7 separate regions of the Mus musculus genome follow, and all the other regions are linked to region 1. The links are chromatin loops, found by intact Hi-C in ENCODE. Cell type or tissue: left cerebral cortex. All regions are shown on one strand. Each heading gives the region's core, and the rest is flanking DNA. Links, peaks and the distances in the headings are about the cores only. Region 1 has its middle 370 kb from the start of Gm36824. Region 2 has its middle 49 kb from the start of 1700123O21Rik. Region 3 holds the start of Gm52265 (a long non-coding RNA gene). Region 4 has its middle 49 kb from the start of Gm52235. Region 5 has its middle 240 kb from the start of Gm36824. Region 6 has its middle 51 kb from the start of Gm52234. Region 7 has its middle 64 kb from the start of Gm52234.

Evidence for each region. A loop is a pair of places that touch in the nucleus more often than their neighbours do. Peaks named below come from ENCODE experiments on the same cell type or tissue, not always from the same donor. Only the 100,000 strongest peaks of a DNase experiment are listed, where the experiment ranks them.
Region 2: it touches region 1 in a loop (2.9-fold over the local background); 5 of 42 quality-filtered maps call a loop at or near these places.
Region 3: a loop joins it to region 1, with 6 times the contacts of the local background. A loop is called at or near these places in 6 of 42 quality-filtered maps.
Region 4: it touches region 1 in a loop (4-fold over the local background); 5 of 42 quality-filtered maps call a loop at or near these places.
Region 5: a loop joins it to region 1, with 4 times the contacts of the local background. A loop is called at or near these places in 2 of 42 quality-filtered maps.
Region 6: it touches region 1 in a loop (8-fold over the local background); 9 of 42 quality-filtered maps call a loop at or near these places.
Region 7: a loop joins it to region 1, with 3 times the contacts of the local background. A loop is called at or near these places in 9 of 42 quality-filtered maps.

The regions. Positions count from the first base shown.
Region 1 is chr16:6,478,599-6,483,093 of GRCm38, reverse strand. It overlaps a transcript of Rbfox1 not described here. Among named protein-coding and RNA genes, the nearest start is that of Gm36824, 370 kb to the right of the region's middle. In left cerebral cortex, for the core only: a CTCF peak has its summit at 2,548 (motif pointing right); DNase peaks (open chromatin) are centred at 2,552, 2,919, 3,077 and 3,685; H3K27ac peaks cover 1,071 bases.
Region 2 is chr16:6,022,832-6,027,326 of GRCm38, reverse strand. It overlaps a transcript of Rbfox1 not described here. Among named protein-coding and RNA genes, the nearest start is that of 1700123O21Rik, 49 kb to the right of the region's middle. In left cerebral cortex, for the core only: no CTCF peak of the experiment used is centred there; no DNase peak of the experiment used is centred there.
Region 3 is chr16:5,304,939-5,309,433 of GRCm38, reverse strand. Gm52265 (a long non-coding RNA gene) reads left to right here and starts at 2,770. Exons shown (of 3, transcript XR_003951975.1): 1 at 2,770-2,981. Gm41414 (predicted gene, 41414) reads right to left here and starts at 2,596. Exons shown (of 3, transcript NR_169081.1): 1 at 2,290-2,596. In left cerebral cortex, for the core only: a CTCF peak has its summit at 2,653 (motif pointing left); a DNase peak (open chromatin) is centred at 2,646; H3K4me3 peaks cover 748 bases; H3K27ac peaks cover 172 bases.
Region 4 is chr16:6,028,971-6,033,465 of GRCm38, reverse strand. It overlaps a transcript of Rbfox1 not described here. Among named protein-coding and RNA genes, the nearest start is that of Gm52235, 49 kb to the left of the region's middle. In left cerebral cortex, for the core only: a CTCF peak has its summit at 1,992 (motif pointing left); a DNase peak (open chromatin) is centred at 2,301; H3K27ac peaks cover 924 bases.
Region 5 is chr16:6,346,833-6,351,327 of GRCm38, reverse strand. It overlaps a transcript of Rbfox1 not described here. Among named protein-coding and RNA genes, the nearest start is that of Gm36824, 240 kb to the right of the region's middle. In left cerebral cortex, for the core only: a CTCF peak has its summit at 2,684; DNase peaks (open chromatin) are centred at 1,084, 1,719, 2,304 and 2,522; H3K4me3 peaks cover 2,810 bases; H3K27ac peaks cover 2,348 bases.
Region 6 is chr16:5,892,849-5,897,343 of GRCm38, reverse strand. It overlaps a transcript of Rbfox1 not described here. Among named protein-coding and RNA genes, the nearest start is that of Gm52234, 51 kb to the left of the region's middle. In left cerebral cortex, for the core only: no CTCF peak of the experiment used is centred there; no DNase peak of the experiment used is centred there.
Region 7 is chr16:5,879,503-5,883,997 of GRCm38, reverse strand. No RefSeq gene overlaps it. Among named protein-coding and RNA genes, the nearest start is that of Gm52234, 64 kb to the left of the region's middle. In left cerebral cortex, for the core only: a CTCF peak has its summit at 2,007 (motif pointing left); a DNase peak (open chromatin) is centred at 1,988.

The DNA.
Region 1 (4,495 bases), core at 361-4,360:
CTGTGCATGTTGGTTGTTTCTAAAGAGTTCTTTAGGTCAGAGTTTCTTGTCACAGGATGGATACAGAATGATCCTGGGTCATCTGTGAGTCTAATCCATGACTCTGAAGGGCTGGGACATGAAGTCCCCTAAGAATAAGGTCACAAGACAGTGCTACTGAAACCCCAGATACCTCACACTGTGCAGAGGAAAGGGCCTATACATGGTTGAATTATAACTCACCATATATAGACATAGATAGATATAGATACAGATGATACAGATATAATCTCCAGACTACTACATTCAATAATATCTGGTAATGGGGTATGTGCAGATGTGACTGAGCTCATGAGACAGACAGATTCTACCTTATCCATAAAGCCCCAACTCTCATACATGGAGACTTTTGATGAGAGAAGTGCCAGGCCACTCAAAGACAGGCATACACTGGAGCAGTGTTGTAGTCAGCCAAAGGACTCCTGACTCCAGAGGGAGCACAGCCTTGTTCATACCTCAGTCGCAGACTTGCAGCCTTCAGAAGAGAGACAGAATGTATTTCTGTTGATTAAAGGCACCTGTGGTCATTTGTCAAAGTAACTGTGGAGAATTAAAACTCAAATCTAAGCTGCTGACCACTAAAGAAATGTGTGGTTGAAAGATTGCAGACAGAGAGAAGATAGGCCTTCTGAGCAGGAGTTCCAGGGCCATGGCAGATGGGCATACTGAGGCCCCGTGTGCTTTCCTACCACAAATCTGAGATGCTGAACTGATGATGTCAATCATCTATTCTGGAAGTGCAACAAGAAGACAAGAGCGGGCTGCTCGCACTTGACCTGACAGCTAAGTTGGGGTCATGAACACCAGGTACAGTGTCCTCCTACTCCAGGAGGGCAGAATCCATGAAACCTTGAGTCAGTACTGGAGCTGGTTTTGTCTGCATATGCAGGTCTTTCTGATTGCCCGTGTGCTGTGCTTTCCTATTGACCTGAAAAAATAACAATTGCTCATTTAAAAACAACTCCAATGAAGGGCTTCAGATATATCCCTATTTAAAAAACCCTACCTTTGCCATGAGTAAAGCTTTCTGTATTTATGTGTGTGTGTGTGTGTGTGTGTGTGTGTGTGAGAGAGAGAGAGAGAGAGAGAGAGACGTGTATGCATAGACATACAAATATAGAACATATGAAGAGATTTGTGTGTATATGTGTGTTTATATAATGGGCCTGGGGCCATGGTAGGACTCATCTATCATTCCTGTAAGTTGGAGACAGGAGGATCATAAGTTAAAGACAAGTCTAGGTTACATGCTAATATCCTTTCTCAATAGACAGATAAATAAATGAAGCAATAAGTCAATGCATGTGAGCTTAGAAGCCAAGACAGAGAGCATCTTGGCTATTTTATGCAACTCTAATTTTGGCTTATGTTGTTTGTTGTTGTTGTTGTTGTTATTTGTTTCCATTTCCAAAGCATATTATACAAAGAAACTTAATCTGCAGTGGCCATATAGCCCAGCTCTCCCCTTTCGTAGAAGACAAAACTGAGTTTCAAGGAGGATGAAGAAGTGACCACATCCATGCAGATGGTTGCTGGTATAAGACACTCAAATTCATCAGTGTCCCTAGGTTATGTCTCAGAGCCCACAGCAGAGGATGCCATTAATATTGAGTATTTCATTCAAGGACCTAAAGTCAGTCACAGTGTGGAAAACAGCTCTTCAATTCTCATCAAGTGCGGAGCTGTGGGTGAGACTCGGGCATAGCTGAAGCCTTGAGGCCAGCACTGCATAAACCGAGTGTGAGGGAGCCCATCTGTAATTTGCAATCTGGGAGATGGAGGCAGGAGGACCAGAAGTTCAAGGTCACCCTCAGTTACAGTGACTTCAAAGCCAGCCTCAGTTTGGTACTAGAGACTCTGTCTCAAAAACCAAACAAATGGAATGAAGACTGTGAGTTCCTCCTGTGTAGACTAATGCTGACATTTTAGCTTCCGGGCTCAACAGAGGTATGAAACACCTGCAAACAGGAGATGCCTTGATGGGACATCTATCAGTCCCCTCTTGTTACCTCCTCACCTTGTTACTGTGGTATCTCAGTTCACTCCTAACAGTAGCAAATACAGATTGGTAGAAAAAATTGCATGTTGTAACTATCCTATTACTATTAGCCACCTCTTACTGTGTCTCATTTGTAGGCTAAGTAAACACAATAACCCTGAGGCTTGATATTCTTGGTATTTTAGGGCATGTCCTGCGTGTCTTGGAAGAAGACATCACCATATAGAAGAGAGGTGCTGACAAACCACTTGTTCAAGGAGGAAAGCTGGCACAACTCTGAAAATATGCCTTTCAGCTAGATGCTTTCAGAGACCGGATCCAGAAGAGCTGGTACAACTACGAAATCGCCCCTTTCAGCTAGATGCTTTAGCGTCTGAATCCACTTTTCTGAAATGTTAGGACTCAAATTAGGCCACTTATTTGAAGGCATGAAGAACATAACGTGTATTCAATGAGCCTCCCAACAAAGCTTCCCTTCACAAATTTGCTTAGCACATACAATATCACATCTGGCCAGCAGATGGCAGAAGGGAGCTTTGTAAAAACTATCAAAACCAGCAAACACCAGAAAGGACCAGATAGATCTCTGAAATCTGTAACTTCCCGAAATAACAATCTTTCTGTACCCTCAAAATTGTACTCTCCGATAACTACATGTTTTAATTGCTAAACATGATGTTCTTTCCAAAAATGAGATGGCTTAAAGACACAGTGTATTAATATGTACTTACAAAAGTTTAGCATATTAAGGGTGCCCCCTTCAAGCAATAGGTATTGTGAAAGGGGGAGCACTAGGATTTAGGTCTAAAAGGGAAGATCACTGAGAGTCTATGATTTGTGTCATGTGGCTGGGGATTTAGCATATCAACTTTGTAAAAGTCAACAGAAATGGATTCAACTGCCCACACACTGGCCTTATAAGTAGGCATAGGGATGTTAGAAGGATTTAAAGAACATATTTTTGAGAAAGGATACTTCCTTTGGAAGAAAAAGAAAAGCGGAGAAAGCCTAGGGCCACAAAGGCTTCTCACAAACAAAGCTATTCTGAAGACAAAGCAAGCAAAATGCTGCCTCTGCCTTCTCTCCACCAGGACTGCATGCAGATCTCACAGGAACCATTTGGCTTTAACCCAAGGTTTTGGTCACAGGGCTTCAGTGCTGTCAATTTCAGCTGTGTACACAAGTGTGAGCCGGGGTGGGGGTGGGGTAGAGAGAGAGGGCCTTAGCTAAGGTGGTGGCTGATGCTTAACACAATGGGTCTGATCCCTGGGAGCCAGCTGTTCCAGGCAGGAGCCCCGTGATGAAGGTGAGCTCAAACCCAGGGTCCTTTAGCAAATAAGAGCTATGCATTGGTGCCACAGCAGGGACTTAATGAGAGTGCTTTTAATTAACTGTAAAAGTAATTACCCATATTAGATGTAAATCACACTTGTTTCTACAGGAGGTGAATGATTTCAGCACAGCTTTTAAGAATACTTCTTGAAGGGCTGTTAGTTGCCAATTCTCTCCAGGAGTCCATGTGCAAAAAACATAACAGGGCCTGGGGAAGCCAGCTCTGAGATATCTCCTTTCTTCTCTGCCAGGCACTGGAATGAATGTAGCCACACCCTCACCAAGGTTGCAGGCTCCAAAGAGCACTCCAGGCACACAGCACTCTTAGTGTGGAAGCTAAGGTGTTCTGTTTTTCACTTTAGATTTTTAGCCACTGGAATGATCTCCAGTCTCCCCCCACTGAATGGAGATAATTGCATGACTCAGACAAAACAATGGGGAGGAGGCATCTGGATGATAGCCCAGCCATAGAGTGCTCGCCTCTCCTTGAGTTCAATCCCTCAGGTCCTACTTAAATGTTGGACACAGTGGTTCCTGCACACTTGTAATCACAAGGCTGAGGAAGTAAAGCAGAGACAATTGGTCAGGGGGACACACTGGCTAGCCTGTCTACCTAGTGGGTGAGACCAACGAAGGACATTGTCAAAATAACAAAGGGACAAGAAATGACTCAACAGAGAAAGACTCTTGCTGCTAAGCCTCATGAATTGAAGTAGGGCTCACACTGTAAATGGATAGAAATGACTCTAACAAGTTGTATCTCCATATATACAAGTCACACATTTCCCCATATACATACTTACACACACACACACACAGATATACACACACACACAATACACAAAGATATACACATGGATACACACACATGCACACATGCATGCATCAAACATACACACATATACATGCATACATGGACATATTTACACGCACACACATGTTTAACACATGCACACATTCATGTGTACATGCACACAGGCATATACACCTACTCACAAATACACACACAAACATGCGTGTGTGCACATACACAGGATCATATACACACTAAAGCATAGAGTGCAGGAAGAAGTCCTTGGTGGTATGTGCCTGGGGTGAGCACATTCAAGGTGATATTATCCAGAG
Region 2 (4,495 bases), core at 135-4,134, 460 kb after region 1:
GAGGGAGCTAGAAGACAGAAGAGATGTGGTGAAAAAAATGGGGGAAGCAAAAAGAAGGAAGGAAGGGAGGGAGGGAAGGAGGGAGGGAGGGAGGGAGGGAGGGAGGGAGGGAGGGAGGGAGGGAGGGAGGGAGGGAGGGAAAAGAAAATAAGAGAGAAGGAAAGAAGTCAGGGAGGGATGAAGGTACAAAGAAAGAAAGAGAGAAGGAAGTGGGGGAGGAATAGAGAACATGAAGGCAGGGTGAAGACAGAGAAAGACTAGAAGAAGGAAGGAACCCAGCAGTCATCCATGGAAGCCCTCTGCCTGCATTATCTCGGGAGTTCCTAAAGCATGGGAACCTCTGGGCAGCACTGAGTGAGAGAGTCAGTGGCCAGAACAGGGAAGAACTTCCCTTGGAGTCTTAATTTATAAAAGGCCCTGTGAGGGGTAGAGGTGGGAGCCTTGTTGTCTCCAAGCCTCTTTCCCCTTAAGAGGGTTTGGGAGGCACAGGAGTAGCAGTGAGACTGCACTAGCAAAGCAGGGTGGGTGGTGCTTGGAGCACTGGCTTCTGTGTTTGATCCCCCTGAGCAGACAGACTGTGCCTGTACATTGTGTATCCTGTTAGCCAGGATCTGGTCCATGTTCCAGGAATCCTGCAGTGCACCCCAGAAGCCATGTATCTATCCACAAGGTCATTTCTCTGATAAATACTTGAGAAAATGTTTGCCTTCTGTCAAGCATACTCCTGGGTGTTGGGGATTCACAGTTATAATAAGGTAGTGTTCACCTCCATTCACACCCAAATATGTTCATGTCCAAAGCTACAGAACCCGTAAGTTTGTTGTGCTCAGCGGCAAGATCTTAGGTTCAGGTAATCCAAGGGAACACAGTGTGACTAGATGGATCCTATGACATGGAAGGCCTTTCTGGGCTGGAGTCAGAGAGACTCATGAGCACTGAAGGCACTGAGACACGCTGAGTTCGTGACTTGGAAGAAGATGCAGTCATAAGTCAAGGAATGCTGGAAGCCCACAGAAGCTTGAGATGTAAGAAAGCATGTCCCCATTTGGGCTCCACGGAAAGTAACTAAGGTCCACTAATGCCATGCCACTAACCAGGGGCAGCAGAATTCCAGGGACTTCGGACTCCCCAAAGCAAAAGATTAAAAAAAAAATTATGTTGTTCTAGTCACTCACTTTTCCCAGCAATTTATTGTAGCAGCAATAGGAAGTTACTCAGGGGTTGGAAAGATGGCTCAGTTGCTTAAGTGTTTGGTATGCAACATGAAGACCTGTGATCTCAAGAATGGGAAAATGGGGTACTTATTTGTCACCCCAGCTTGGAGGAAACAAAGACAGCTGGATCTCTGGGGCCCACTGGCCATCCATCCTCGCTTAATGGGACAGTTAAATGGCAGTGGACAGACTCTGTCTCAAAATATGAAGGCAGTCAGCACCTGAGAAATAACACACACACACACACACACAGAGACATACAGACACACACACACACACACAAAGAGGAAATGAGGACAGATTGGAAGTCAGGGACACAGGGTTGGGGGCAAATTTCTGAAGTCAAACCTCTACCTTTCCCCCATTTCATTTCATTCCCATTTCATTATTTCATTCACACCTGGAGTTGGCTCACTGAGAATCCAGAAGGCCTACACTGGTCTCCCTGGATCTTTCACTGGCTTGGATTATGCTTGCTAAGGAAGCTAGGCTGGCTGGCTTGGGAAGCCCAGGACTCCATCTGTCTGTCTACTCAGATCCTGGATATAAGTGTGTGTCACAATATCTAATTTTTTAAAAGATGTTTACTTATTCATGTACATGGTTGTGTGTATGTGTGGGCTTGCAGGTGCCAAGGCACACACACGGAGGTTAGAGGGCAATGAAAACTTCCATGCATCTTCTCTTTCCTTCCATCACCAGGGATAACCTCAGACCATCCTGTGTGGTTCTGCTTCTAAGCCACTTCCCTGGCCTCCTGACTGGCTTTTTTTTTGCTGGGTTCTGAGGATCAAACTCAGTTCCTCCTGCTTAAAGCTCTTTACTGACTAGTCACAGGAATAGGAGAAGTCACATCACTTCCACGATGTCACTGGCACACTATCCCACCAAAGTCAGCATGAATTTGGTTCCTGGACAGCTACAGTGACCAGCCACAGAGCCAGGATTACCATGAGGGATTCACTAAAGTCAGGAAGCACCCCACATAATGGAGAACTAGAAATAATGGGAAGGCCCCAAAAAAATAGGAGATACTTTAAATGAACTACAACTGAACACATTCATGACTAGTGTACTGGCATGGGCTATCTTTTCAACGTATGTCCTCAGGGTGGTTAGGAAGCACACAGAATTGTCTCTCCCGATGTCATGTATGGTACATGCATACTGAGACAGAGCTGGGAGGGAGGGAAAACCAGAGACCCACAAAGTGGGGTCTGAGAATTCACAGCACCACCCTGCCAATGTTTGCTGGCATTTGTTATATCTTTTGGCTTTGATGTATAATTAATCATCAAATGTTCATTTCACACCAGCGATGCATAAGGACGCATGCAAGGGCTCAGAGGAGAAAAGGAACCTGGAGTTCTGAGTGGCTTTATTAATTCCTTCACTCCGCAGCTGTTTATAGCAGATTGAATACTTGTGCAGCACTCTCTCAGACTCTGGAGACCCCTGAAGAGTGAGCTATACATGCCCCAGTCTCCAGGGCCTACACCAAAAAGAAAATTTGGTAAAAAAAAAAAAAAAGGCAAACAAGCAACACCTATTTCCAAGTCTCTCTTGTAATCTGGATTATGACCTCCTAACATCGAAGACTCCCAAGGAGATTTTAGTAAACTACTGTATAAGAGTCCAGGGACAGAGCACACCTAAATTCTTGCTCCCCAAAGGATTTTTAGCAAACTCCTATACTTCCCCAGTCACCCAGGAACACAGCATCTCTAAACTCTTATTTTTAAAGTTCAAACTTTCATGCTGTCTTCTCTACCCACATCCTTCACTGTTCATTAAGAAGATGCCATTGCGTTGGATTCAAACATGTAGGGTAGAATCTTCTAACCTCCTAGAGGTCCTATGTTCAAACTGTGTCTAGCAAACTGCCTGGCAGTGGCTGAAGGTCAGCTTCCATGATTACAAAACAGCTCAAGATCAGTGGCTCTGGCATTGCTAATCTGCCTCAAGTAACAGCCTGAGCAGCTTGCCTCTGATCACACATGGGGCTGAATGAATGGATGCCCATGGCTTACCAGAGACCTATTAGGGGTACAGTGGCCTTCTCAGCTTTCCTTGGGTGTGTTTTCAAGGCTGTGTCCATGCTGTAGCAGGCAGCACTCTTTCTCCTCAGCTGACACCAGCCATCTGCCCTTTACTAAAATCATCAAAGTCATTGGGATGAAGAGAGATCCTGTGGCTAACAGACCAGAAAAAGTTACAGAAATGACAGGGCCCTTGACAATGCAGCATTATCTGAGCCAAGGCTCTTTCACAGTGGTCTCGCTCCTGTGTGGGAGCATCAAAAGATTGGTTTTAGATGATCATTTAGGGACCCTTCCCTTCAATAGCACTGGGGAAGGGGCCTTCATGGTTAACCTTTTAGGCATCTCAGATACCTCTGCCACATGATGTTGGAAATAATAATGGAGGCCAGAAAGATGTCTCAGTGCAGGGTTGGTCATGTACATGGGTACAATGGGCACAATGATCACTTTACAGGCATGAGGATCAGAAGAGGCATCACCAGCACCACATCAGAGCCCTGTTGTGGTAGTAAGCATCTCTAATCTCAGCACTGGGAAGAGGGAGAAGGCAGAGACAGATGCATCCTGGAGACTTGCAGGTCAGCCTGTGTATCCAAAAGAGAACTCCAGTGTTGGTGATGGAGCTGTGTCTAAAAATATAAATAAATAAAAATGGAAGAAAAGCAAAGTAAGACACTGGACACAGACCTCTGGGCTTCACAACACTCATGATACTAAATGGAAGATTCCAGAGGTGAACTATTCGTAAGCACTACACACCACTGTGTATGATGAGGTGTTACTCACTGCTGCCCCACCCACCTAGGACCTGGACCATCCTTGACCAGTGTATTCATGCTCTGTACACTAATCATCCACTAACTACATACAACCTACCTGCCAGTGTATATGCTACCTACCCACCAGTGTATGGACCAACATAGATCACCTACTCACATGTGTATAGACTTGCCAGTGTACATGCCACCAAACTGCTAGTATATAGACTACGTACCTGCCAGTGTATATGCCATCTACTTGCCAGTGTATCTGCCATTTACCCACCAGTGCATATGCCACCTACTCTCCAGTGTATAGGCCACCTACCTGCCAGTGTATATGCTATCACTCACCAAGTCACCCCCAGTTATCAGATAGACCTCCCTGTTCTACTACCCTACTTTTACCTAAAGATGGCCCAAAAGCTCCAGAATGCATGGTTCATCATGTTAGCCAGTTTTCTTAGAGCATCCCTGTCTT
Region 3 (4,495 bases), core at 225-4,224, 1.2 Mb after region 1:
GGAACAGCCAGTCACAGGGAAGCCTCCTCCACCAGATCGTCAGGAGATGAGAAGGGACGTTTTATCCTTCAAAAAAAAAAAGATGTCTGGACATAGCCTGATGGCCCAGCAGCTTATACAGAGAAAAGTCCACAGTGACCTGTCACTAAAGAACAAGGAGGGTTGTGACACTCTCAACAAGCTAAAGAGTCACTAAGACAAAACCCCAGGAAGGGTGCTGCTCTCTGCTTGACCCATTCTCTCAGAGCCATGGGTGGAGACGGGGACTCAGCTGCCCCAGGAAGGGGCCATGTCTCTTCAGCACCCCCTCACTCTCTGCTTCCCATCCTCTATGCCTTCACACACACACACACACACACACACACACACACACACACACACACACACCTGCCCCAGCCTGCAAACAGTCCCTGGATGATCAGACGACGATGCAAACTTGGAAAAGGAGTTTGGCAGGCGTTATAGGCCACCCTAGGCCCTGGGTAATCTTTAAACTAAAGACAGGAGAGTTGCCCAGGGGGCCACAGAACCCCTAAAAAAGAAACTTATGACCAGGCCTGGAGGAAATAATTTCTGTCTAGTTCCTGCATTTCCCTTCAAACCTATACCATAGGGTTCCTGCCACCCACCACCACACTCCTTGCCAAAGGCTCAGTGGGATTTCTGTCTTAGCAAATTTCTCTCAATTACACAGAATTCTTTTAATAATTTTCTTTTCAGAAAGCACTCAGTGGGGACATGCTGATGCCCCACTAAGAGCTAGTTCCTTAGGGTTAATTCTGGCACTAAATCACATTATTGAGCACACAGTATACCAGAGCCACTCAAAGTGTTTCTTCCAAACAAGTCTTACTTAATCTTGGGAATAAGACCACCATGAAACTGGGTCTATTGACACATCCGTCTTGCCATCAAGATGCTACAGCTCAGAGAGGTTATTTGATTTGCCCAAGGACACACAGCTAAGGACAGGCAGAATATGCACTCAACCTTGACAGCTAGGCATTCAACTGCCCTGGGTCACTTCCACTGATGCTAGAATCCCATTCTTCAGCAGAGTCCTGTCTCTGAGCAGGAAATGAAGGGGGGAAAGGGAAGTTCCAAGCCACCAAAGTTTCATGACACTGCACTGCCACTCTGCCTGGAACCAGGCACTTCCTCCCAGTCCCTTCTAGGCCTTTCCACCATGTGGCTAAGGAAACTGTCCACGAGTATCATCTTCCACTGGGATCTCAGAGGCTGTTCACCTGGCCCCAATGGGTTTGTAGCCCTCTTCAGAATGCAGTAGCATCCATAGGGACATGAGTATTAATACAAGAGCCAGCCTATGCAGGACCACTGAGCTTCAAGGTGGCCAGCTGCCACCCAAATGACTCAGGAGGAAGGGACCACTCCCTCAAGACTCATCAGCAAGTCGTCAGATTGATAAGACAAGCCCAGCCCAGCAAGCATGGGGGAAGCAAAGGATTCAACCCCACTAATCATTCAAAACAGCCAAGGTGGCAGCCTCGGCAAGGACAGCAAGTGCCTCCCAGCACAAGGCCTGCCGAATCACACCTGGGAGAGAGTCCCGAGAACGAGCTGAATCTCCGGGGCCCAAATGGTCTCCATCCCAGTCATGCCCCAAGAAGCACCATACACAGACGCAACATTTACCCTTGGCTGCCAGGGACAGAGCCTGGTAGAAGTGCCAACGGATTCCAAGAACTTTGCCTGGCTGTCCCTGTCTGTGAGGCTAAGGAGCAGAATTTGGGGACTAGGGTGGAAGCCATGTGCCTCTGGTCTACACTTCCCAGACCATGTGGAAGGGACAGGAAGGTGAGGGCCTGGTGACTAGAGCACACTAACTGCGGTCCCAGGCTGAACTCCGCCGCAGGACATGATGAGCCCTGTTGTCCCAGAGACCCTCCCAAGGGGACAGTTTTACACAAACAGTGATGTCCCAAAAAGGGACCCTGACAGCCCTGGCCAAAATGGGGGTGCTAGCTTAGAGCTGCTTAAAGCAACCCACATCCTTCTCCTTTCGGGGGGGCCTCCCCTTAGGCAAGCCACAGAGTCCAACTGGGACTGCTCCCCACCAGCCACACCTTGTGAGCTTATTAGGAAATCAACAGCACATAAGCACAGTTCTTGTCACCAAGCATCCAAGATCCCCGGTCGGTCCCTCCAAGCAAGCACAATGCGCCTGCAGGAGTTGCTGCCCAGTTACCAACTTCACCCAGGCGATGGTCAAGCATCCCTAGACCACCACAGCCCTGACCCACGTCCCAGCTGCCCGGGCTTACTTACACTTCTGCCTTCGCCACCTGTGTGGGTGTCGAGCTCGTCCTGGGCTGGACGCGGTGTCGTGGCTCCGTCCTGGGGCTCGCTTCCCGCTCGCAGCCCCAGCCTCAACCTCTTCTGCTCCGGAGCGTCGTCCTCCCTCCTCTGCCGGCCCTCCCTGCCTCCTCTCAGCTTGTCTGCATCTTCAGGGCTGCCTGGGGGGCTGGCCATGGCTCTAGGTGGGGGCTCTCGATGCCTGATCTTGGGGATGAGGAAAGAAGCAGGCGCCTCCCGCTGCAAGCCGCCTCGCGGTGGCAGTGGGGTTTCTGCGCTCGGACTCCGGGTCCGCGCCGGGCAGCTCTGTACAACTCTGCTGGCTCGCCACCGCCCTCTGCTGGCCGTAATGGGCACTGCGGGTGACGGGTCAATCCTGGGCGCCCACTAGAGCAAGTACCTAATGGACAGCCATTGAGGCAAAGCCATGTCTCCAGCCAGGTCTCACCCCATGCCCTAGGAAGGAAAGTAGAGGAGAGACTCCCAAAGAGTTTGGGAGAGGATGGACAGCGCAGTCACCCTTATCTTTGGCTCTGTATTTGGAATGGTTTGGAGCAGCCTAGAAAACGACATGGAGAACTCTCAAGAAGAACGTGTTCTGAGCAAAGGCTGGGTCTATCCACCTACACTGGGGGATGCGAAGCAAAGAAGCTGGAGGTCAACAGGTACACTCCCTTTCCTGTTTTCTGTCTTTCCCTCATTTAGTTGTTCTTATTGTTTGTTTGGGGTGTTGTTGTTTTTCCTGAGACAGGGTCTCCCTATGTACACCAGGCTGGCCTCAGTCTCTGAGATGTGGCTCTGCCTCTTGACCACTACTGGCTCTTTATATTTTAGTCATAATTTGGCTTACTTATTCATGTGCGTGTGCGTGTGCGTGTGTGTGTGTGTGTGTGTGTGTGTGTGTGTCTGTGTGTGTCTGTGTCTGTGTCTGTGTGTGTGTGTCTGTGTGTGTCTATGTCCCTGTGTGCACGCATGCGCATGAATATGTGTGCAACACCCACGCAGCCTGATGTGTGAGAGATTTGGGAAACAGCTTCATACAGGGCTGTGGAGCAGATAGATAATTATACCAGGAGGTCCCAGAGAAAGATAATGTTTTGGGCTCAGAAGCTCCCATAGAAGACTCCAGCCAAGTCTTTCTCAGGACTGTTACATTGAAATGTAAAATGTACATATACTCACACACACACACACACACACACACACACACACACACAAAGACTTGGTCTTCAGAAAGCGGGCTGTTTGGGAGACTATTAACCTTGTAGAAATGGGATCTAGCTAGAGGAAGTAATTCTCTGGGATTCCAACCTGAACCCTCTGCCTCCTGACCTGCACACATGTGATCGAGCAGTGCTGAGCTGCCTGCTGCCACAGAGCTGCCTGCCGCCATGCCTTCTCTGTTGTAATGGGTGGGAGCTTCAAACTGTGAGCCAAAATAAGGCTCTCCTCCAGAAAGTTGCTTCAGGGAAATACTTAATCACAAGGAAAAAAAAAAACCCTCTAGGCCTTCAGACTCACCATCTCAAGAGTATAGGTTCTATCTTTTCTAGAATGTTCTCAGTAGTTCATAGTGTGAAAGAGATGAACATGAGTTCTCATGGGCAATGGGACAAAATACACAATGGTTTCAGTTATATGTGCAAAGCTCCACTCTCTGAGAGGGAACTGGGATTCTATACTTGATTGTGTGTGTGTGTGTGTGTGTGTGTGTGTGTGTGTGTGTGTGTATGCGTGTGTATGTACATGCATATGTGGGTACACATGATACATATGGTCAGTGTTGAGTATCTTCTTCAGTTCTTCCCCATCTTAATGTCTGAAACAAGGTCTCTCACTGAACCTGACAGTTACTGGTTTGCCTAGGCTGGCTGGCCAGCAAGCCCCAGGAATCCCTCTGTCTCTGCCTCCCCAATTCAGGCATTACAGACATATACCCCTGCATTCAACTTTTATGGAATGCTGGGGATTGAAGTCAGGTCCTCTTGCTTATAGAACAAGCACTTTACTGAATGAGCCAGCTCCCCAGTTCCCTGCATCCACACTTATAAGGGTGTCCATGACCCCCAAAAGACAAGAACCAACTTGTATACATATCCCAATATTTAATGTTTGGTTTATTGGAAATGATGGAGAAGAGGGAAGTGGAGGGATAGGCTCTCCTAGTCAGCGTGCTATG
Region 4 (4,495 bases), core at 284-4,283, 450 kb after region 1:
TGAGGACCCAGCTCCATAATTCTGTGACCATAAGTCATGTAGGCTATAGCCAGGTATGCTCCTCCCTCCAGTTACCCTGCAACAGCAAGGTAGCCCAACCCACTATAAAAGGGGCTGCCTCTGTCTCTTTGTCTCTCTGTCTCTTTCTGACTCTCTGTCTCTCTCTCTGTGTCTCTCTGTCTCTCTCTGTCTCTCTCTGTCTCTCTGTGTCTCTCTGTGTCTCTGTCTCTCTCTGTCTCTCTCTCTCTCTCTCTGTCTCTCTCTCTCTCTCTGCTTTTTACAATAAAGGTCTAAAACCATGGACTGCTTCATTTCATCTAGACTCGCCATACTGGAGCCTTCCCCTAAAGAGCTAAGTCTAATCTCCTGCAGGAAGGCCTCCCAGCATTTCCAGCCACCAGACTGGACCAAAGACTCTCACCAGTGCGGGAACCACCCAGCACCATTCCCCCTGCCTCTTCTCCCTTCAGGTTCCTGGGCTGACTGAGCTGCTCCCGGGTCCCCCATTTTGTTCTAAGCTCTTCTGCAATGTCTGGGATGTCTGAGACCCAGAAACCCCAGAATCGACTCTCCTGCAGTATCCAGCAGTCTGTGGTGAGAGTCGGAGAGTTGGAGCCTTCCCTAGAGTCAGGGCCAAGACTGCTCCTTCCACAACCCCCCCCCCCACACACACACACCCAGCGGGGTCGAGCAGCCTAATACAGCCTGATGCCTGTCCTATGGCAGTTCCGTCAGGTCCCATGGCAGACTCTCATGTCCACCCGTCCAGTCTTTCTGAGCTCTGTCGGGACATGGGACATCTCTCCCCCCACTCCCCTTTATTTCCCCATGGTCCAACACCCAACAGTCCATAACCAATATCCATTCATCAGAGGGCTAAGCCTGCTTCAGAGGAAAAGCCTGAAGCACGGGCACAGCAAATATGTAAAGGGGAACTGCAGACAGTAGCCTCTCAGAAAGGGGAGGGAATCAAGCCACCAAAATACCTATTTTCAAGAAAATTCTTACATGGTACACAACTAGCAGGATCAGCTTTGAATAGGTGATAGAACATACAACTCCTGTATCCCTGTATGGCAATTGCTCTAAGGGTCCCTCGGGAGACCTAAATTCCTAGACTTCCTATGGACTCTCACCTTCTGCGTTAAGATGTGCTTCTTCTATCATCAACAGCATCCACACATCTGCCAAGCTGGTGTCCAGCCAGCTGTAGGGCGATACACTCATATTGCTTCCATCCTCCTCAGTGCAGGCATTCTCTAGGAAACTCTTCATTTAGTGTTTTGTTCTTTCTATGGGAGGACCATTAACTCTATGCACAGAGGGCTACTGAGGACAGGAATGCAGATGTGTACCTATTTCTCCTTTTCTCATAAGGTAAAACTGAGCGGCTGCTGCTAAGGAGATCAGTTAAGGTTAGTTTGGGGGCTTACATAAGAAAGCACCGGTGTAGCAAGGGTTGGGGCTACATAAGAAGCAAGATCTGATAACCTTATATCACTCTGGCCTAGTGATTCGGTGACAGGACCCCAAACAAGGGAAGTTGAAATAAGTGTCATATACTGATGTTAAATACTTGTTGGGGAGGCTGAGGTATCACTCAGAGGTCCAGCTCCCACTTAGCATGAGCCTGGCTCAGGGAAAGATCCTTAACCTTGCTGATAATAAAAGGCCTCTCCTTCAGCAAGCCATCAGTGAGGAGAATTCTAAATATCTCTGGAAAACAGCAAACAAAGCGGAGTCCAGATACAGGCAGCAGATGCTAACAAGACTGAGTGACCTTCGTCATTAAAGACAAGGTCACAGCCAGGCTGCTCTGCAGACTTTAATGACCCTCAACAAACAATCATGGCAGTTTCCTTTCTATTTGTAAATGGTGATCATCATCTTTAGAGGGTAAAAACTAAGATCTGTTTTCATGTCTTGATACCAGTGTGAATTTAAGGTTATAAAATGTTAAAATCACAAAGTATCCAAAATGCTAAATGGCTCCATCTTCAGGATAAATGCATAAAGACTTTTATTTGTAAAGACATTTCTCCTCCTCCTCCTCTTCCTCCTCCTCCTCCTCCTTCTATTTTTATTTTTGTTCTGATTCTTACCTAAATTCAGGATCTATTTCAAGTCCTGCCTGAATTAGATAGATGTGGCTGTGGTCATGAATTTCCACGTAGCCCCAGCCACCAGATTTGAAGAATAGATGACACCTGTGAACAGTGTCCACAACGGTGAGTCTGGGCTTCTGGAGATACTTTCAGGTGGGTATCCTCATGAGGCAAAGTCTCATGACAGGCAACAGCAGCCCAGGATGGAAAGGAAGCTCCTATCCAAAGACATCTATCCACTCCCTTCACACACACATCACACCCTCTCCTTCTAGCATCCTTATATTTTACTGAGGTAACAGTCACAGGCACGAGTCTCAGCTTCTACTTTGTATAGAAAGAGAAACAAAATCTGCAATGGCTCTCCACCATTATGTTTTGTAATACAGTCCTTGAATCGATATGGAAATTACTATGCATGTCTCTTCAGGTGGTGTTTAAAGAAGAATAAAAAGAAAACCACGGGGACTGTGGAGATGGCTCAGTTGTAAAAGTACATGCTCTTGGGACCCTAATGCTAAAAAAACAGAGCCAGGTAGGTCCGAGGGCTCATGAACAACCAGTCTAGGTGAATTGCTAAACTCCAGGTACACAGAGAGATCCTGTCTCGAAAAAGAATATGATGGAAAGTAATTGAGAACAACACTTGACATTAACTTCTGCTCTCCCTACACACTAGAGCACATGTGTCTACTACACACATAAACACATGCACATGTGCACACACATAGGCACACATATGCACCCACATACAGACACATACATGAACACAAATAAAAACCATCCCCTTGATTCCAAATTCACAAACTAATAGACAGACTGATATGAAAAATACCAACAAAAGATAATCTGAGATGTAGGTAACGAGCAGAGGAGGGCTGTAGATTTGAGTGAGAGCAACTGGATGAGATTGATGACCAAATACAGGGAGAAAGCGTTATTCTGGTTTTAAAAATTACACAACTTGGGTCTGGGGCTGTAGGTGAGCTGCTAGAGTGCTTTATTGGTAAACACAAAAGTCCTGGAATCATCCCAGCTTTGCTCAGACTGATTATAGGCCTGTAGACTGGGCACTTGTAAGGAAGAAGCAGGAGGATCAAAAATTCAAGGAGATCTTTAGCCACGCATCTAATTCAAGTGCAGCCGGTACCGTATGAGACACTAACTCATAAGAAAAGGAAAGGAAAAAGAGAAAAAGGAGGAGAAGAAAAAAGATGCAGCAGGAGGAGCAGGAGAAAGAAGAGGAGCAGAAGGAAGAAGAGGAGGAGGGGCAGGAGGAAGAGAAGAAGGAGCAGGAGCAGGAGGAGGAAAAGGAGGGACAAGGAGGAAGAGGAGCTAGAGGAGGCGCAAGAGGAGGAGCAGGAGGAAGAGGCAGAGCAGGAGAAGGAACGAGAGGGAAGGGAGCTGGAGGAGGAAGAGGAGGAGGAAGAGGAGGAGGAGAAGGAGGAGGAGAAGGAGGAGAAGGAAGAGGAGAAGAAGGAGGAGGAAGAGGAGGAGAAGGAGGAGAGGGAGAAGGAGGAGGAGGAGCAGGAGGAGGAGGGATAGGAAAAACATGAGGAAGAGGAGACACAATACAATCATTTCTTAGGAAAACAAGAAAGGCTGAAATTCCATTATCTACTTTCTCTATCTACTTTTTCTATCAAGAAAGAAAATCTGCACTAGGTAAAATCTTTAAATAATCTGGAATTCTCCAAAATGTCCAGATCATTCCAGACATTGTATCATTTTCAACTACTGAGATAAGCAGGTGGGAACAAAGAGAAGCTGGTGCCTCCACACACACTGGAAAATTACCACCATTTCTTCAACATTAGCCAAATAAAACCATATGCACCGATCACTAGGGACACCGCAGCAGAGAAAATGCCCATGTTTCTTATTCCCATGCCAGTGACTGCCAGTGAGATTGCTGCTGGGAACAGCTTCACACGTAAGCAGGGGCTACCAAGGTGTGAACAGGAGTCAGCTTACAGGACTCTATGCCTTGTTCATTAAGAAAATTAAATACATGTTTATCTGGTTCCAACTCATCATCCATGTAATATCTAGGACAAATTGCAAACAGAAAAAATGATCTAAGAATTGTCACGAGCAAACATTAACAATGCTGCTGGTGCTGCTGACACTGTCACCATGACTGACAGACACTCGCTGTGCATACGCCATGGCTAGATGGCTGGCTTCTGCTCTAAGTACCCGGCACTGCTGAATTTCTCACAAGATTCTCTGAGGTTAGAGACCATGATTACTCTTGCAGGATTCACAAACAGGAGAACAGCTGGAAATCTGAGCAGGATTTTGTGTGCAAGGAAATATGTGAGAGCATGTGCATGTATGTGGAGACCCAGGGTTAGTCTCAGACTGCATTCATCAGCTTGTTTGCTGAA
Region 5 (4,495 bases), core at 189-4,188, 130 kb after region 1:
TTTCTTCTCTCAACCAAAGTCAATAAATGGGTGGAGGATTTCTGATAGTGATGAATGTCAAATATCCCATTTGTTATAAAATGTGACGATACCGTGATCATCACTGAGATGTAGGCAACTGTTCAAACATACCTTTTTCCTCACATCCCCTTTAACTTTTGCATCCTGCTCTTCCTGGAGAGAAAGGCAAGGCTCTAGAGATCAAGCTGTGGTGGGTAATAGTCAGTTAGCCCTCTGGAAGAGTGAACGAAACACATTTGACTTTTGTCATGCTCCATTGTTGTTACAGTTAAACCTGCCCTATGTCAGTGATGACAGTTACATCTATCAGGTCCAAGGGACGACAGATTAAAATGGCCCTGCAGTAAAATGCAGACAGGGAACAGAGAAAATAAAAGTTTGAATACAGAGTTACAGCTGCAAAACTACACTTATCTCAGTAAAGTTCTACATGGTAAAAAAAAAAAAAATCTTGCCAGTCACCCGGCCATCACCCCACAGTCTCTCTGTGGGGCCAGGGCCTTTTCCCAAAGTCAGGATGAGAAGAAATGAAGAGTAAAGTCTGCACATTCACTTTCTGTAGGGCCAGGATACAGGGGGTGGGGGTATCTGATGCTAAATGTCTTGCATATGAGCAAAGTGTTCCGGGGCAAAAGCAAATCAGGTTCCGAGTCTCCTTTGGGTGCTAAACATTTGTTAGGCGACGTATAGCAGAAGCAACCTGAAAGGCTGCTCAGAGAAAGGAAGTAAATAAGGGCAGAGAAATGCAAAGAACGAAATGGATGCACAAGTGAGGGCAGAGAGAAAGGAAGCCGAGGAGGGGGAGTCCCTCCTGTCTTCCAGGCCTGGACTGGAGCAATTTCTTCTTCCAAATCTTTGGCTTATTCCAGGTGAGGTCACAGGGATGGAGTGAGTGAAGGAGAACAGCAGAATCGGCTTCTTACAGGAACTTGCAAGCGCTGGGATCTCTCCACCGCCCGCTCGGTGGTGAGCAGCTGTGGCCGATATAGATGACCGACCTGAACACAACCCTCTACAAACTTAAACACTGCCTATCCCCAACATAACTCACTACCCTCCACGGATACTCTCACCCTTGGAGCCTGTGTGGGTTAAAACTATGGGAATTTCAGAAAGGCTTGGAAGCCTATGAGGCAGACCATTTGCTATGTAGCTATATAGGATAACCACACAATAATTTGTCTTACTTCCTCAAAACACACTACACTCATACCTGAAAGGCTAAAATGTAAACCCTGAGTAAATTCTGAGCTATCGCCTGATGCCGGAAGTCAACCTCTTCTGATGATATAATCATTTTACTAATGGGGTGCTGCCACAAAACTTTGGGTTCAGAATCCCTATCAAATCCCCCGAAAGTGGAAGACAGGAAAACACAGCTCTCTTGTCAAAAGAAATATTCAGAACCCTCAGTTTCGCCTATCATCTGGAAGTAATGGCTGGAGGGATGGGCTAGATAGACTCTTCACAGGTACTGTTTCTGTTCTAAGAAGCGACGTGTACAACACTGTGTGTACATGTTCCCTCATTGGCTCTCCCAGGAAAGACTGCTCTTCCGTGAGATAGCACAGCTCTGGGCTTATTTTTCCTTTTTTCAATAGAAAGCATGCGTTCAATATTGTTCGTGGAATGCCTCTTTCACTGGCATCTAGAAATCGGGAATGGTCTAAGAGCAGGATGCCAGCATGATGGGCAGGGTCGACCTGTCTCTGGCGACATGCAATGCTTCTGCACATGCACGCACAGGCGCGTGCCAACTTTCCAAACGCGCGGCCCATCTGCCCATTCACAACCCCCGCCCCATCTTCTTTGCAAAATCCAGCCCTAGCCTGCGGGTCTTGTAACACCAGTCCTTAATAAACGCTTATTCATCTCTGGGAATAAAGTTCAACAGAGCCAATGGCTATTTCCAGGGAAGTTCCCCGCGAACTTCCACTTGGTAAAAGTGAATCCATCCACCCTCTGGTCCCCCAGCCCGTCTAAGCTCCCTGGGTATTGAGGGACCCTCGGGGACCCTCGGGGAGCCCAGGGCGAATCCCAGATTGTATCCCACAGGACTCCGGAGCTGAACTTACCTACCCTGTGTAATTCACTCGCTGCAAACACATTTGCGTCCTGCCATTGCCTCTCAAGACTCCCTGAGCTCCATCCACCGCCAGGTCCGGATTCTGATCCGCGGCCCCAGAGGTGCACACGCCCGCCCGCCACCTTCTCTGAGCTAACGTTGGACAGCGGCTGGCGGCGGCTCGCCTGCCACAGGCAGCCCCGAATGTCAATTCGCACACTCCTCCCCCTGCCGCCCGCCCCCGTCCCTGCGCGCCCTCCTCCCAAGCATCCGTCCAGCGGGCTTCGGGATGCTCGGATGCTGGTGCCAGAGTTGCCTCCCCTCCCTCCCATCCAGTCTCTTGCTCCCCCTCCCACAGTGTCTCCGTGCCTCCCTCGCTCGCCTTACCTGAAGGGCATCTCCCACGACTGCAATTAGCTGCCAGGATTTCATCGCCCGCTGCAAAAGCGCCTCCTGCTCCCTCTCTTGCTACATCGCATTGGGAGAAACGCAAGGCGGGAGAAGTGCCGGGGCAGCAGCAGCAGCAGAGAATGGTACCCACGTGCTAGCAATGCCAATGATTCTAGCTCTCTCTGCTGGGCTGGCCGCGCCTTCGCCTGCCTGGGCTGTTTTGCTCCAGCCACCAGCAGGTGTTCAAGGCCTTGAACAAGCGAGAGGGCCAGAGATCCAGCAGGCACAAGAGCGAGCGCGCGGTGCAGGGAGGTAATCAAAGCTCCAGGAACACACAAAGACAAGCCTACTGCCATGCGGCGCTGACAGCGACATGACGGACAGATGAACTGGACGCCTGGTTTTTATTTTAATTTTTACCAAGTCTAGCAACTGAGGGAAGAACTGCAAGCCACCCCCTTTGCCAAGCACTTGGAAAGTGAGCAAACTGATGGCATAATCTCACCACCACCCCCCCCCCAGCACGTGTCTCTTCCCTTGTTCTTTCAAGCATTAAATATGTACCACATGACAGAATAGGGCACCTTGCACAGTCCCCAGAGTCCTCACTTGACAACCAATTTTAACTCAGGAGCAATGAGATGTCCAAGGCAGGATATCAGCGCTGGCAATTACTTACGCTACTCCCTGCATTATTCAAAATGTCCATAGCCAGTATTTATGATTTCCAATCTGCGACTTCATGGAGGAATTCCGGGAGGCTGGGAGACCCCCCTCCCTACCTCTTCATATCCCCCACGAGGTAGCTGTACTCCATTTAGGGGGTTGACTCCTTGGCATCTCAAATCTCCCAGCTCTTGTGCTAAATGAGAAAGCGCTGAACTTTGCTCTTGCTTTGAAGGGCTAGATACTTTTGGTGGAAGTTCAAAGATTGGCTTTGAAATGGATTAGCATCCAAGCAAATGTCCTTTTCCCTTCCCCAAAGCCCTCACAGATCCCTACCCCTGTCTCCGTGTCTGTGTCTCCATCTCTGTCACTGTCTATCTCTGTCTCTGTCTCTGTGTGTCTCTCTCTCTTTCTCTTTCTCTCTCTCTCTCTCTCTCTCTCTCTCTCTCTCTCTCTCTCTCTCCCTCCCTCCCTCCCTCTCTCTCTCTCTCTCTCTTTCTCTCTCTCTCTCTCTCTCTCTCTCTCTCTCTCTCGTGTGTGTGTGTGTGTGTGTGTGTGTGTGTGTGTGTGTGAGAGAGAGAGAGAGAGAGAGAGAGAGAGAATCAGGTATCAGTTACGTGTTAATGGCACATGGTCTAACTGCCACAACCAAACAAAGATCCTGTGTAGGGTCTAAACCTTCATTCATGGAAGCAGGGCTTTTGAATGTAAAGCAATTAATGTTCTTATTTTCTCTCTTTCTAATAGTGGGAACTGCAGTATACATTCATGAGAATGCCCTTGCTTTTTCAAGTGTATATGAGTTGGATGTAATCATTCTACGCATACAATTTACCTGTAAAAATGAGTGAGTGAGTGTGTGTGTGTGTGTGTACACATATATATTCTGTCCTACCTTTGGTGAAGAGTAAAGTTTTTACTGCCTTGCCATACTATCTTATTTAAAACTGGAAGACCCAACACACAGAAAATGGCAGTTTTCTATACTGGTAAGCAAATTTAAAACTTGATAAATCTCTCTAGTATTTATTTTCACATTTATTGCAGCTCCGCACCAAGGCCATTTTCGAGGGTTTTTCCAGAATGTGCCAAGGTCTTACATAACCATCACCCGTCTCTCTCACCTCAGGAAGTCAATGATTTTCTCCTTCCATTTGAAGTGTGTTTTGATACCGCTTTAAGATAATGCTTTCAGTTCGTTTGTGGAGTTAATCATGTTAATCTTAGTTTAATATGTCTTTCCTGGGAACAGTGACATTTAAAGGAGGGGGGAAAAAAGAAGAAATCGAGTGAAAATGGATACCCAAGGATAACCTGGGACACAGTGGATTCCACTCCCCAGTTCCTTTCACA
Region 6 (4,495 bases), core at 335-4,334, 590 kb after region 1:
TGTTTTACTTACTTCTTAGATGAGTTCTATCACTCAATCAGGAGTTTGGTACTTAGGCTAGACTTTCTGGTTGGTGCTGCCCTCACCTACGTGTCCTCCCATCTTTGTTTCCCAATTATTGGGGTTACTGATATTCACCATGTGCCAGGCTACTGTGGACACTGTTCATTTGAACTTGGGTCCTTGACTGAACCATCTCCCTGCCTTACAGAGATTGTTTTAAAAAATGAACCATGGCATCAAAAATTTAATAAAGTAAGAGAACCAAATGTAGTTGACAGAACTCGTGCCGCTGGGCCTGTGCACTGGAGAGATCAGACTGTGAATTTAACATGAGCTTTCTTACAGGCTTTGTAAATCAGGGAACATGGTTAATGCCCCTGCTCAGAGTATCTGATAAAAACATACACAAGCATCTCTCAGTCACATAGCAGTGGGCAACATAGCCTTCAGCAGTGTCACCAGAGCACATAAGGGCAGGGAGGGTGAATTCCCCATAACCCCACTTCCTTCACGTCCTTGCTTTCTCTCCAACGGCTTTCTGTTTTACTTTTTTCTGTGTATGACATTTGGCTCTATTGGTTCCCTTACATTGAGTCTGAGTGGCATGGTCTCTGACTGAGGGTACATATGAGGTCTGCCATTTAAAACTTAGGGGTAACACTCCTTTCTTCAATGTTCCTCATCATGAATAAGAATTTTACAGGGCAAAGTGGAGGGTTCTTCATTATGCCTTGAAGAGGTTAATATTGACTTACATGTTTCCGACAGGAAATGAGTGAGTCACTCCCTCAAACCACCACCCATATGCTAACTGTCCTCAGAGTACACACATGGGTAAAGAGCTTCCCTTGATATCTGGGGACACTCTAGGGACATATGTCTTGGAGTGGCAGACAAACTAAGTCTATACTAGGGAGCAAAATGGTGGCCCAGAGAGTTACTGTAATTTTCACAGGGTTCCACAGCTGCAGAGTGGCAGAATTCGCACCCCCTTTATCCTCCCTCATCTCTGCTCCTAGTCAGTCTTTGTGCACTCTTGAAGCTTTCGCAAGTCTGAAATAACTCTATTAGCCCAGGTCTTTGCAGCAACACCTTTGGAAGCAAGGGCTTTCTTTTTCCACTCCAATCCAGCCCCAAATCCCAAAACTTTGGTAGAAGCCTCTAGCAGAGCCTTGTGGGTTTTGATTTCATTTCCTGGGATACAATCTTGGGCTAGCATGGAAGTCACTACGTAACCCAGGCTGTCCTTGGGCTACAGTCCTCTACAGTCTTCCTGAATTGGCCATCTGAGCTCTGGGGTTACAGCTATGCTCCACCAGCCAGACCTCACTGGCTGTATGTTCTCAAAATAAAGTCAGGCACATCATGAAATCGGCACAGCCTGTGCACTGTATTCACTGTCACTCCAGGAAGGTCTCCTAGCATCTGTTCCCTTACTGTTCATCCCTTACAACCACAGAAACCTGAGTCAGGGTGCTGACCATGTAAAGCCATGACCGTGAGCAGAGCGAGCATCAGAGCCTCTGAGATAGTCTAGAACTCAGCCAACAGCCCCGGAATCAAGAGAGGAACAAGCCCACTCCCAGTTCTACCAGGGCAGACAGTGCTGAGTCAGCTTCCTCCACACCCTGCTGTCACGTTTTCATAATGACTCTAATAAACAAGCATTTCTCTCTGCTGATCAATCAGAGTAGTGCATATGGCCGCTGACAGCATCCTCAGCAGGCAGAGCTCCTTGGCGAGATCCAGGCTGTCGGCTCCTTCCTTGGACATCTGCAGCAACACTGGGCTCTTCCCCTTCACCCTTAATCCATCAACTCAGTTACAAGCAGAAGAATGTAAGCCTCGTGTCTGGAACTGTTGTGAAGAGAGCTGGTCAGGTTCCAGTAAGGTCAGATTCTTCAACCTTAAGAACCCCATCCCTAGCAAACCAGGGTTGAGGAAGTAGGGGAAGCCCCACGGTTCTAGACTAGGATCCATTGCTCTACCCAGTTTCCTCCATCAAGCATGGTGGCTTTTATTCCAGTGCTTGAGGAATTGAGTCAGGAAGGATACTGGCATGAGTTTGAGGCTAGCTTATGGTGCATAGAAAGATTCTACTTCAAAAGAAAAGATAGGAAGGAAGGGAGGGAGGGAGGGAGGGAGGAAGAAACAGAGTGAAAAATTGCTGATCAAACCCTCCTTTGGGACTGGATATAGTGCTCAGAGGGTAACAGTACTTGTGCAAGCATGAGATCAGTTTGAACCTCTAGCACCCATGTCAAAAGCTAGGCATGGCTGCATGTGCTTATGATCCCAGCATTGTGGAAGCAGAGATTGCTGGGGCTCGCTGGCTGTTCAGTGAAAGACTCTATCTTAAGGAAGGAAGGAAGGAAGGAAGGAAGGAAGGAAGGAAGGAAGGAAGGAAGGAAGGAATAGATTTTCCTTTGGTCTCTATGTGAGTGTACACTTATATGCAACACATACATGCACACACACTCACATACAGGCACATACACACACATATGTGCACACACACATGCAGTCATATACACATATGCCACAAGTGCATATAGACCCAGTCATGCAACATACATACATACATAGAGCTCTATTGACACTCTGGAGTGAATGGGACCCTGACAAAGGATGTATTAGAGTTCTGACAAGGACATAGCCAAAACTGAAGACCAAGCTTTCTGTATATAATACCCCTGTCCTAAAGTCTGCAGGAAAGAGGAACAGACATCTTGAAGAAAGACAGACTCAGCAAGAGAGAGGTGAGTACTGTCAAGTCCATGCATTGTGTGACCTATGTCTCACTGGGATGTCAGAAGAAACACAGCCGCAGCTGCTGTGGGCAGTGAGGTGACACAGAAGAAGCAGCTGTGTGCACACTGCACAGTCAGTGGTCAGCCAAGTAGCTCCAGCCTCAAGCATGTGATGACGAGTGACTGCCACAGACAGATGGGGAACCCAGTATGCCCTGCACACCACACTCAGACTCTTGCAGAATGCTGCAGTGAATAGGAATGTGTGCCTGCTTCCCCTGCATGACACCGATGCTCTCAGCCTAACTTTCCAGAGCAAGCAGAACTAAGCAGCAGTACCCCTGTGTTAGTTAAGGTTTCTATTGCTGCGATGAAACACCATGAGCAAAGTAATTTGTGGAGAAAAAGGTTTTTTGGCTTAAGTTCCTATATCACTGTTCATCATTGAAGGTATTCAGGACAGAAGCTCAAACAGGACAGTAAACTAAAGGCCATATCTGATGCAGAGGCTGGGTACTGGCTTGTTCCCCATGGCTTGCTTAGCCTGATTTCTTAGAGAGCCCATGACCTGCCCAGGGATGGCATCACCCACAATGGGCTGGGCCCTCTCTTATCAATCACTAATTTAAAAATGCCCTACAAGCTTGCCTATAGCCTTATCTTGTGGAAACATTTTCTTAACTGAGGGCCCCTCCTCTTAGATGATTTCAGCTTGTGTCAAGTTTACATAAAGCTATTCAACTTAACACACAAACACATCACTATTAAGCCACAACCATCTTGTTCTTGTTCATCTCCAAGATGACACATCAATATCAAAATCACATTGTAAGACATATTACAAACTTAAAAAGTCTTACAGTCTTTACAAATGCAAAAACTTTAAAATTAAACCTTTTTTTTTAAATTCAAAGACTCTTTTAAAACCTAAAACCTCTCAAAAAATTCAGTCTCTCAACTGTGGGATCCTGTAAAATCAAAAACAAATACATCCTTACTTCAAGAGGGAAGAAGCAGGGGAACAATCGCAATCGGAACAAATCAAACCCAAACTCCAACAGTGTAAATAACTCAATGTCCAGTATCTGAGATTCACCGATGATCTTCTGGGTTCCTCCAAGGGGGCTTGCAACACTTCTCCAGCTCTGCCCTCAGTGTCACATACAGCTTGTCTTCTAGGCTCCACTCCAGTACTGCTGCTCTTCTTGATGGTTATCCATGGTGCTGAAATCCCCAAAATTGCTGGGATCCCTTGATGGAACTAGTCTGCACTTTCACCAATAGCCTCTCTGGGTTCTTTTTAGAAACTCCAGCCCTGCCACACAGTGCCAAGTCTGAATTGCTCTCCATGACCCTTTCATGCCTTCAAAACCAGTGCCACTTGGGTTAATCTTATACTATCAAGTTTGGTACAATCTTGGCCACTTCTGGAGCACAGCCTCTGTGCGCTGGCCCTGAGGAAACAGTTCCCACAAAGTTTCACCTCAGTGATGCTGGTCTCTTCTTAATCACCATTAATTTCTTAGCTCTAGCTAACCATCCTCATTTGTCCCAGTAACACAAAGGTGTCACTCAATGTTCTGGCCTCTTGTTAATCCCAGCTGAGTCTTCAGCCTTGACTAACCAGAATGACAGAATCTTAATTCAAAATAGCAAGTGGTCCTGATCTCTTTGAATTTCTGTATGAAACTTCACAAACAAGGTCTCCATCTTTTGCACTGCTCTCAACATTCTTCTCCTTC
Region 7 (4,495 bases), core at 217-4,216, 600 kb after region 1:
CTCCTCTCTTCTGCCTCTCTTCCCTAATTTCTTTCTCCCTTCTTTTTCTCCCTCCTGTCTTCCTTCTCTTTCTTTCCTCTTTTCTTTCTTCCAGATCTTCTTTCCCCTCCCCTTCCTCCCTCCTTCATTCTCTCCTTCCCTCCCTTCTCCTCCATCTGCCCTCCCCCCCTCTTCCTCCCCCCTCCCTCCCTCTCTCATTTACATTTCAAATGATTATGTTACACAAGAAAATCTTCCCTGAAGCCCGCTCTAACATTTGCTGGAGATCACCAAGTCCTCTGCCAGGATCCAGGATTCCCCTTGGCAGGTCTACCTCATTTCCCAAGGAAGGCACTGTACCACCCTGCCACTTATGGGCAGGTAGCTTAGGAAAGACCAGACTTCATCATGGGCCCCTGACCTGAGACTCTTGCTCACAGCCTGGTTTCTGGGTTGACAGCAAAGCCCATGTCCCCTGTGTTCCTTTGGATGTTCCCAGATTGAATGACCCCAGGGCCTCATCAATGACAGACTCACTAGTCTCGACATCTCTACATCACATTATTATTATTTATTATTATTATTGTTTCTACAGTTTCCTCCCACATCTAGGAAACACAATGTTCTGCTATCCACAACCATCAATTTATTAAAACCACCCAATTTGAAGTCATACTTATTTGAGAAAGTAACCTTGAAAACCCTACAATGTGGTCCCTATCTCTGGCACCAGCTATTTGCACTTTGGGTTTTGTTTGACCATGACCTTTCTCAAAACACTCTCCAATAATAATGTATTTGTATGCACACAACTGTGTTTTCCTTTCTCACAGTCTCTTATCCTCCCCAGAAAGCACAAAGAAGCCATAAATCCAGGTTAGTAACATCATAATCATCTCCCCCAGAAACTGTTTGCATCAGGAGAGTTGCTAAGTTTAAATGTAATTGTCTAGCCATACAGGGAGATGCCATGGCTTAAAAAAGAAGTATTCTCAACTTAAAGTCAAGTTATCAATAACAGGAGAAGAAATAAGTGTCAGCTAATGGTGAGTTCTGCTGAACTGCTTCTCTGTGCTCTGCTCCTGGGTTCTGAGGGGGAAGATACAGACCTAAGCACTCGAGGCAGAGACACTGGCTGTTGCTTCACTAAATGGACGATGGATGAACTAATTTATTATTGTAAATACATAATTTTACAATAATCAATAAGGTAAAAGCTACCAATCCAAAAACCAAGATCAGTTTGAATCGGTTCTGATTTAATTATTTGGGAGTAGAAATAGGTTTTTATATATCAGTATCAAAGGTCAGAGGTAACTACTGATGCCTGCCTTGCTACTAGGCTTAAAAATATTTATCAAGAGCCAGGCGTCTCACATCTGTAATCCCAGCATTAGAGAGGCAGATTCAGGGGCAGGGGCAGAAGCAGAAGCAGAAGCAGAGAAGTAGAGGCAGAGGCAATTTGAGGCCAGTCTGCTAAACACATTGAATTTCAGGCCAGTTAGGTTTATACATAAGGCTCTATATAAGGAGGGAAGGAAGGAAGGAAGGAAGGAAGGAAGGAAGGAAGGAAGGAAGGAAGGAAGGAAGGAAGGAAGGAAGGAAGGAGAGAAGAAGACAGAGACAGGAAAGAAGAGAGGGAGGGAGGGAGGGAGAAATAAAGGAGAGAGGGAAGGAGGAAAAAATGAGGAAAGGAAGGAGGAAGGGGAGGGAGAAAGGAAGGAAGGAAGGGAAGGGAAGGGAAGGAAAGGAAAGGAAAGGAAAGGAAAGGAAAGGAAAGGAAAGGAAAGGAAAGGAAAGGGGAGACAGCCACTACAATTTAAAATAGAAGTAGTGTCACTATCCCAATGGCACACTGTCATTCTACTTGTCTGGGAAGCACAGGCTGCTGCATTTTCACAATGGCCTATCCAGTTCCAGACAGAAAGTATTTTAAAAGCTCATGGGAGGTGCTGACTGGACAGCTCCTCGCACAACCTAAGGGGACAGTCCCCCAGCTAAGGTTACAAAGAACGAGGAAGCTCTAGCTCCTCCTACCGGCCATGGAAAGTACTGCCCGTTGGTATAGTAGAATCAAGGTTTCTTTCACACAAAGTTGAGACTGATAGTAATAGTAGTTCAGGAAGGTGGAAGAAGAGGGGAAGGAGGAAGAGAGAGGAGGACAGGGAGGATGTAGGAAAAAGGAAGGTGAAGGGAGGAAGAGAAGGAAGGAGGGAGTGAGAGAGAGAAAGAGACGAGGAAGGGGGAGGTGAAGAAGGGGGGGGAAGTGGGGAGGAATTTTCAGACCCACCTTTGATTAATCAAGGTTCAAATTTCATCATTTCGAATTTTACCTTTGAGTTCTTGTCCTCTTAGTCTTCCTGCTAAGGTCTGCAGTCCTGAACACCAGTTCCTAGCCTCTGGGCTACCTGGTTTTCTTTCTGGCTCTGTGACCTAGGTATGATTTTCTTTGGATGGCCTCTGCATAGCTTGGTCCTCCATCTTGGAACATCATGCAGACTCCTTCTGCCTCTTTGTATGTTCTAATCATCCATTAGGACACCGCAGTCTTCCCCTCAGAATCTCCTGCCACGTGAAGCCTTCCAACTCCTTGCAAACTCCTATTGCACCTACATTTAACTGGACCAGTTTACTGAAGATTCTGTTTTCCTCCAGGAATCAGAATGACCCACAATCCCAAAGACACAGAGAGTGAAGGACCAGATGCATGTTAAGTTCAATAAATGTTCTGCCCTTCAATAGGCTATCTTGTAACTGGGCTAACCACTGAGCCTGGGTCTCACCAGTTTGACTAGACTGGCTGGCCAGAAAGACACAGAAATCTTTTCTTCTCTTTTCTCTCTTTTCTCCCCCTCCCCCATGTCAGAATTCCAAGCATGCACCATGCCTGGATATTTCCATGAGTATTGTATGCCAAACATTTGACCTATGGAGTCATCTCCCACACTCCCTTGAAGTCATCCAATGTTCATGTTTCTCATGGGACCCCTCCTGTACATAAATTAGATACCATCTCTACTTGTAGTCTGCCAAAAGAAAAAGACACAACAAGATACCATCATAGCAGTTTTGCTGGAAATGACCAACTTAGAGTCAGGCACAATTTTCTGGGGGAGATAACTCCAAACAGACAAGATAAGCAAGAATCACATGAGGAGCTGGGTCAAGAACAATCCTACAAAAGGGAGATCTGTTCAGTAGAGAGAAGCATGCTGAGAGCAAAGGGCTGACGGTGCTAGGGAAGGCAAGGCACAAGGATGCAGGCTGGGGAGCGAGTCCTACAGTTACACTTGATTTGATCAAGGCTTTGGCTGAGCCATGCTACTTTCTCCCACCAAGACTCCCCATCACCGGGATTCCTATCTACAAGCTGTGTCCAGTGAATTCTACAGATGAGTTAGTTACTCTCAACCCTGTGAGATGTTAAGTATGGCAGAAATTTGGAATTACCTTAGGATATGAAAATGATTGGAAAAATGAATACATCCAAATAGCCAAGCATCACCCTTCTAAGGATGCTTTTCCACAAGTAGCTGTTTTGCTCAGGATTCTTTACAAGTACCTCCAGGTTCATAAAGCACAGCCTACCATCCTTATATTACATTGAGACCTGCTTTGCCTTGAGTTCTCAGACCCAGAGCTAAGCTGAAATATTTGTGTCTATCAACTAATTAACTAAGTAGAACAATCTGAGGGCCACCAGGAGATGGACTAGACCTTACATTCTCTACTCCCTGCTTCAGCCCTTAGGCACATCATAGATACTAAATAAACAGGTGTGGCTTGGTTGAACTTGCCCACTGCCTATCATGTAGCTCAGAATTCCAATGTTAATCTAGGTCTCTCTCTCTCTCTCTCTCTCTCTCTCTCTCTCTCTCTCTCTCTCTCTCTCTCTCTCTCTCTCTCTCTCTCTCCTCTCCTCTCCTCTCCTCTCCTCCTCTCTCTCCTCTCTCTCCTCTCTCTCCCCTCTCCCCTCTCCCCTTTCCCCTCTCTCTCCTCTCTCTCTCTCAGAAAATATATGTTTTCATGCTGTTTGAAAAGGTCTATGAAGTCCAGAAAAGTGGCTAATCAGGTTAAAGGTTCTTGTTGCCAAGACTAAGTTTCTGAGTTCCATCCCCAGGCCCCACAAGTGAAAGGAGAGAGCCAACTTCTATAAGATGCCCTCTAAACACACACACACACACACACACACACACACACACACACACACACACACACACACACCACTAAGTAAGTATAATTTTAATTTTTAAAGAAAATGTCTTTGAAATAGTGAACATAGGAGTTTCTCTGTCATCTCTCTGGTCTCCTCCCTTTTCCTGCCCTGGCTCTCACTACCCTAACAATGGGGAAGCACACACTAAGCCTGGCCTGGAGAGGTGTCTCAGTGGCAAAGCACTTGCCACACAAGCATAAGAGCTGTAGTTCAAATCAGCAGAGATCATGTAAATGCTAGGTGGGTATGTGGCCCATCCTTTATTCTACCTTCTGTAAAGCAAAGAACACCATCAATGGG